2 separate regions of the Homo sapiens genome follow, and region 1 is linked to region 2. Evidence: read pairs that join two places in POLR2A ChIA-PET (ENCODE). Cell type or tissue: Caco-2. All regions are shown on one strand. Each heading gives the region's core, and the rest is flanking DNA. Links, peaks and the distances in the headings are about the cores only. Region 1 overlaps ETV6 (ETS variant transcription factor 6). Region 2 has its middle 150 kb from the start of BCL2L14.

Evidence for each region. Peaks named below come from ENCODE experiments on the same cell type or tissue, not always from the same donor. Only the 100,000 strongest peaks of a DNase experiment are listed, where the experiment ranks them.
Region 1: POLR2A ChIA-PET joins it to region 2 with 7 read pairs; 2 of 35 experiments call an interaction of 5 or more read pairs at or near these places.

The regions. Positions count from the first base shown.
Region 1 is chr12:11,705,043-11,707,959 of GRCh38, forward strand. All of the region lies in intron 1 of ETV6 (ETS variant transcription factor 6), which reads left to right. Among named protein-coding and RNA genes, the nearest start is that of ETV6, 57 kb to the left of the region's middle. In Caco-2, for the core only: no CTCF peak of the experiment used is centred there; a DNase peak (open chromatin) is centred at 1,629.
Region 2 is chr12:11,915,647-11,918,563 of GRCh38, forward strand. No RefSeq gene overlaps it. Among named protein-coding and RNA genes, the nearest start is that of BCL2L14, 150 kb to the right of the region's middle. In Caco-2, for the core only: no CTCF peak of the experiment used is centred there; no DNase peak of the experiment used is centred there.

The DNA of each region.
Region 1 (2,917 bases), core at 181-2,680, 210 kb before region 2:
AATGGGGAGATGTGGGTCAAAGGACACAAAATGGCAAGTGCACAGGATGAGCGTGTCTAGAGACTTAATGTACAACGCAAAGACTAAAGTTAACAAGGCCTTTTGGTTCTGTTGCTGTTGTTGCATTACGTAATAGTGTGCTAAGAACAGGAGACACATAACGTCATCTAAAAAACAGGAGATGAAGTGGGCCGGTGCTCAAACATGCTAGCTCCGGGAAACAATTCAGGATGATTTGCCACTGAGTCAGGTTTGTTAATTTTTTCTACAATAGCCAAAGGCTCTCAAAAAATCAAGGTTTCCTGGTTTATAAATAATCTCTGGAGGGGTGTGTGTGTTTCAGGCATCTGACTCCTTTATTTATATTCTCTGCCCTGGCCTTCAGATGATTTTCGAGCGGCTTTCGATTAGATTATCTGCATTGGGATAATGGAGCAATTTTGCAGCAAACTGCTTTGGACTGTTCGACTCTTCTCGGCCTGAGTAGCCAAAAAATAATAATAACTTGATTTAGTCTGGTCTAGCCTGCTGTAGTCTGACTTAAGGATATAATATCCCAGACCTTAGACACTTGACTTAATACATTAACATATTAACAAAAGGGTAAAACAAAATACTAGAAGAAAACATAATAAAAACAGCACATTATTTTTCGGGCATTTGACTTGAACCACAGGGTGCCCTCATAATGAAAAGAATATTCCAAGGGAAAGATGAGAAGGCAATTGAGACAACCCTAAGCCCCTGTCTGCCCACTCAAACCCTCTGGCCACCACTGTACTCTCTCCACCATGAGAAAGCAGGCCAGGAGTCAGTTCAGCTGCCTGTGTTTAAGTGCTTTTAATATCCATGGAGGCACAGAGAAATGAAAGCAGGAGCCTTGAATCTAGATTTTTCCAGAATCCTTTTGAGAGACTTATTGTAGCGGCAGGAGCTCCATTTTGGGGGGGTCACCCCCTGAACTTTGATGGTTTTCAAATCTTTGGAGGGCCTTGGTCTTAGTGGCTCAGAGGTCCCCTGCCAGGACTTCTTTAGGATGGGGATGATAGGAAGCGAACGTTCCTTCTGTTGAGGTGCATCAGCCTTGCATCTGAGTTCTTGATGTCCTCAGGCCTGGCTTCCCAGTTGGTTAAAGGAATGAAAATAACAACGCCTTTCATTTGCAGTGCAGCTTTAAAAATATTTGCTTTTGCTATCTCATTTTATCCTGATAATAACCGTGTGAGAAAAGCAGGATGGCAGTCTTACTGTCCTTGTACACATGGAGAAATAGATGCACAGAGGTTAAGTTGCCCAGTTTAGTAAAGGGCAGAGCAGGGACTAGACTCCATTTCTCTTCGCTGGAAGAGCCCAGCACTATCACATTGCAAGATTGTTTCTTGTAAAACAGTCCTGCATAAAAATAAAAAAGAGTAGAGAGCATGATGTGAATTTCAGCTTTTAGAGGCTGCTGTCTGTTTTTCATAGGTTAAATAGTGAATCAGTGTGCTCCGAGCTTCCATGAGGGGCAGCCCTCCTTACCTGGCAGGTTACTGAGTTTTCTAATGACTTCAGTTTTAGGTGCTAGGAGATAGTAGGGCCACCTGCACTGTTTTGTGAGCAGGACAGATAAGAGGCAAGTGGAGAGGGTGGGAGAGCACTGGCTTGCATCATACACCCCAGCTGCCCTTGCAGGGCCCGACTGTTACAAGCCAGGTATTTCTAGGACGATTGCATTCCTAGCCATATCTGTTTTCTTTCAGATGGGGCGTACAATTTACCTTTTGAGTTCTGTAAATGGAATCGAGGTGAAATCTTTACTCTGGTGCACATATGACCTGCAGGTTGATGCTGCTTGTTTGGAAAGCCCTCTACTTCACAGCGAACAGTTTGTACTGTCAGGTAGACCTCTCTGCCAGGGGACCAACTCCTGTGTATTTGAAAAGGAAGACAAACCTGTATTTTGTAGAAAGGGTCTATTGTTCCCAGGGGGTGGTTGTGGCCAACTTCTTGGACTCCTTTGGCTGACTCTGAAGAAGGAATTGAAGTCAGAATGCTAATCACTGACTTGCACAGGCCTCAACAATCAAACCTCAGGGAACTCAGAAGAAAGTAAACAAGAGCGCTCAATTGCAGAGTCTTGAAGAAGAGCAGCTGTGTAAAGGAGGCTAGACGTGAAAAAAACGTGTTGGAGAGGAAAAAAAATCACATTCCCTGCTTCTCAAATGGGAAGTCTTAAAAATAATAAAGAATCCTGAGCAGCGGGCTCATTTCCCATGAGCAGGCTTGCTGTGGCAGGCAGGCTCACCTGCTAGAGGTGGTCTCCTGGCTTAGAATGGGAGCACACCTGTGGGAATCGCAGCGCTTCTCTACCTGAGCTGGATGTAGATTGTTTGAAAATCCTAGTTGTGCACTGCGTTTCCATCGATCCCTTTCATGCTCCCACTTGTTCCTTTAGTTCCAAATAGCAGGCTGGTGTTGAGAATTCTGTCATCATGGGGCGTTTTTTTCTAAATGTGAGAAATGTCGGAAGCATGGGTGTTCTCAGATTGCTTTAGCCACTGATGATTTTCCTTTTAGTGTATGGAAAGAATGATTTTCTTCTCAATTTCTCCCCTCTAACCTCCTGCATGTAGATTTATGGATTCTAATCGGGACCTTTCTTTGATTCAGTGCCAGGTACACAGGCCCCGAGTCGTATGTGGCAAGTGGCCAAGGGGATCGGTCCTGGAGAACGTCATGGCACACAGGCATTGGCCATGGAGTGGTGATCCCTGGCTCTGGTTCTTCTCCGTCCAGTGACCTGGCATGTCACCTCACAGGGCCATATTTACCTGTTAACTGAGAAACTGAACTAGAACATGGTTATGATAATTTTAATCTCAACTTTGTCTCCTCCTATCTTATGGCAGTAAAGTGACCTTTTAGCAGGATCAAT
Region 2 (2,917 bases), core at 203-2,702:
TGCACTTAGGTCCTGGAAACACTAGATTTCAGATTGTATATTGCAGAAGAGAACTGGCCCTATGCAAATTCGTGGATAGGTAAATTTTGCCTTTAGAACCTAGTCTGCTCCTCTCCCTACCCTCTGCCCACAACTTCACCTTAAATGGTCCTATTACCTTTCCCTCTGGGGAAAGGCTTTGGGGTCAGGGTTGGCCATTTACTAGCTGTGTAATCTCTCTTAAAACAGTGGCAATATATAATTCCTTCAGCTGTTATATAATGACAAAATAAAATAATACATGGTAGATGTGTAGTACAGCACTTGGGAAGTAGCAGGATCTAAGTCATTTTTTTTCTGTTTGTAGAATGAAAGATGTTGCTCTATGTTCTGGGATTGCTGGCCTTTCAGGAGCAGAGAGGTATGATAGAAAATAATGCCTTCAATATAAAATTTTAATGACTTACATACAGAGTAATCCATCAACCAGATTCCAAAACATACTTTGAGGGGCAAGTATCTGTTAAAGGCTTAATTTTATTTGTTCCCAGATAGTTCGAATTGCCTTTGACAGTCCTTTTTCTATCATAAAAACCATCTCTTTCTTTTACAAGTCTCAGCTGCTTATATCCAACAAAATAAAAGCATCTCATTAAACCTCAGCCCTCTTTGATGACTCAACAAATATTCATTCATTGAACCTATTAAATGTAAACATATTACTTTTAAAAAACATATCTTCAAGGTCATTCCTTGGTCCATCCAAGTGAGTATCATTAAATCCATACCCAAGCCATCTAACACTTGATATCATAGGAGTGCATAATTCAGTCAGAAAGGTGGCCTGCAAAAGCAGAACCAGATTTCCATACTCAAAAAGAGGAGTTCTGGCCCGGTGTGGTGGCTCACGCCTGTAATCCCAGCATTTTGGGAGGCCGAGGAGGGCGGATCACGAGGTCAGGAGATCGAGACCATCCTGGCTAACACAGTGAAACCCCATCTCTACCAAAAAAATACAAAAAAATTAGCCAGGCGTGGTGGTGGGTGCCTGTAGTCCCAGCCACTCGGGAGGCTGAGGCAGGAGAATGGCATGAACCCAGAAGGTGGAGCTTGCAGTGAGTGGAGATCACGCCACTGCACTCCAGCCTGGGCAACAGAGTGAGACTCCATCTCAAAAAAAAAGAGTTCTGTTTGTCTATTTCACAACTAAATAAAGCATATTGATGCCTTTGTGAACTCCCAATGCCTAGTTTCCCACTTTCAATTCTGTAGTAGAGGGGGAAGTAACAGAGTGATTTGGAGTATATGACATGGCTAAGACATTCATCATAGATCCATCACTGGGTAGGATGTATATCACATCACAGGAAGCTTTTGCTCAGTTTTTTTCCTATAGCTCTTTCCACTGTGGGGCACTCCAGCCATAAAGAGGGAAGACTATCTTCTTCTTTTTTTTTAAGACAGGGTGTCACTCTGTCACCCAGGCTGGAGTGCAGTGGAATGATCACAATCACGGTTCACTGCAGTCTCAATCTCCCATGCTCAGGCAATGATCCCACCTCAGCCTCCTGAGCAGCTGGGACTACAGTCACATGCCACCATGCCTGGCTATTTTTTTCTATTATTTGTAGAGACAAGATCTCCCTATGTTGTGCAGACTGGTCTCAAACTCCTGGGCTCAAGTGCTCCTCCCACCCTTGTCTCCCAAAATGCTAGGATTACAGGTGTGAGCCACTGCACCCATCCCTTTTTTTTTTTTTTTTTTTAACATTCCTAGATACTAAATTTCAAACCACAACTAGCCCAAAATTAGCTCTGATAACAAGTGCTTGACTGGATGACTGACTGCTTATTTCTATGGATACTGGTTCTCCATGACAGTTATTTGGATTCTGATATGATGCCTAATTATTAACGTACTCCTTGCCTGCTTCCTATCCCAAAACAAATATCTTAAGCTCCAGGAAGGCAGGACTGTGATTGACTCAGGACATCCATGCTTTACTGTCCTTGCCACTGGGAAAGACCCTCAGGGAAGAGGATCAAGACTTAACTGTCCCTGTGGGAGCTCTGGAGAAATGAACCCAGGATGTAAGGCTAATCTGATCATCTGAATCACCAAGTCTAGACGGGGAATGGCAACCTGGGATCTGAGCTATGCATAAATCAACAGCCAAGAGTCACACCTGGTGGCCTGGGGGACTTAATTAAGTAGGGGGTAGAGTTCTTAACGATTTGGGCTCTTCCACATCACCGCAGATGACTTCTGTGGTCCTATTTCTAAGGCAGGTCTGTCTGGTTGGAGGAAGAGAACAGCCAATAACTTGAGGACATGAAAAACCAAAATCAGACCCCCCAGATAAAGAGATCCTGTTAGACCCAAGACTTTCTGTTAATGATTTAATTCATATTCAACAGGCTGAATAGATCAAATGTAAACATATTGCTTTTAAAGGGCACTTTTGTCCTTCCTTGATCCATGTAAGTCGATCTTTCCACTGGCAAGATTCACTGAGAAAAAGAAAGAGTTGACAATGCATTCTAAATAATTTTGACCTCTTCTTGGTTGTACCCCATCCAGTCCAGTTGTCCAGCCACTCATTAGATAAACTAGTTCAGCAATGACTAAAATTGTTCATCAGCCCTGCTACCTAAGTAGACCCTATATCCTCACAGCCATCCTTACTCCTCCCTGTTATAAAATATCTCCTTTTCCTCCCCTTAGAAACAGAGATAGAGTACCAGATGCAAATGTTATGATGAAATCCAGCTCAAGTGGTAGTGATCTGTCCAGTTTTGTAAAGGCAACACCTGTGCATACTAGGACCAGTCTCTAGTTCTGAAACCCACCTACAGCTTTAATTATGTCACCTACTGGAATCTTCCTTCAGATTCTACCTTGCTCCTCTACTGGCTTCCAGAGTATGAGTCCTTATGA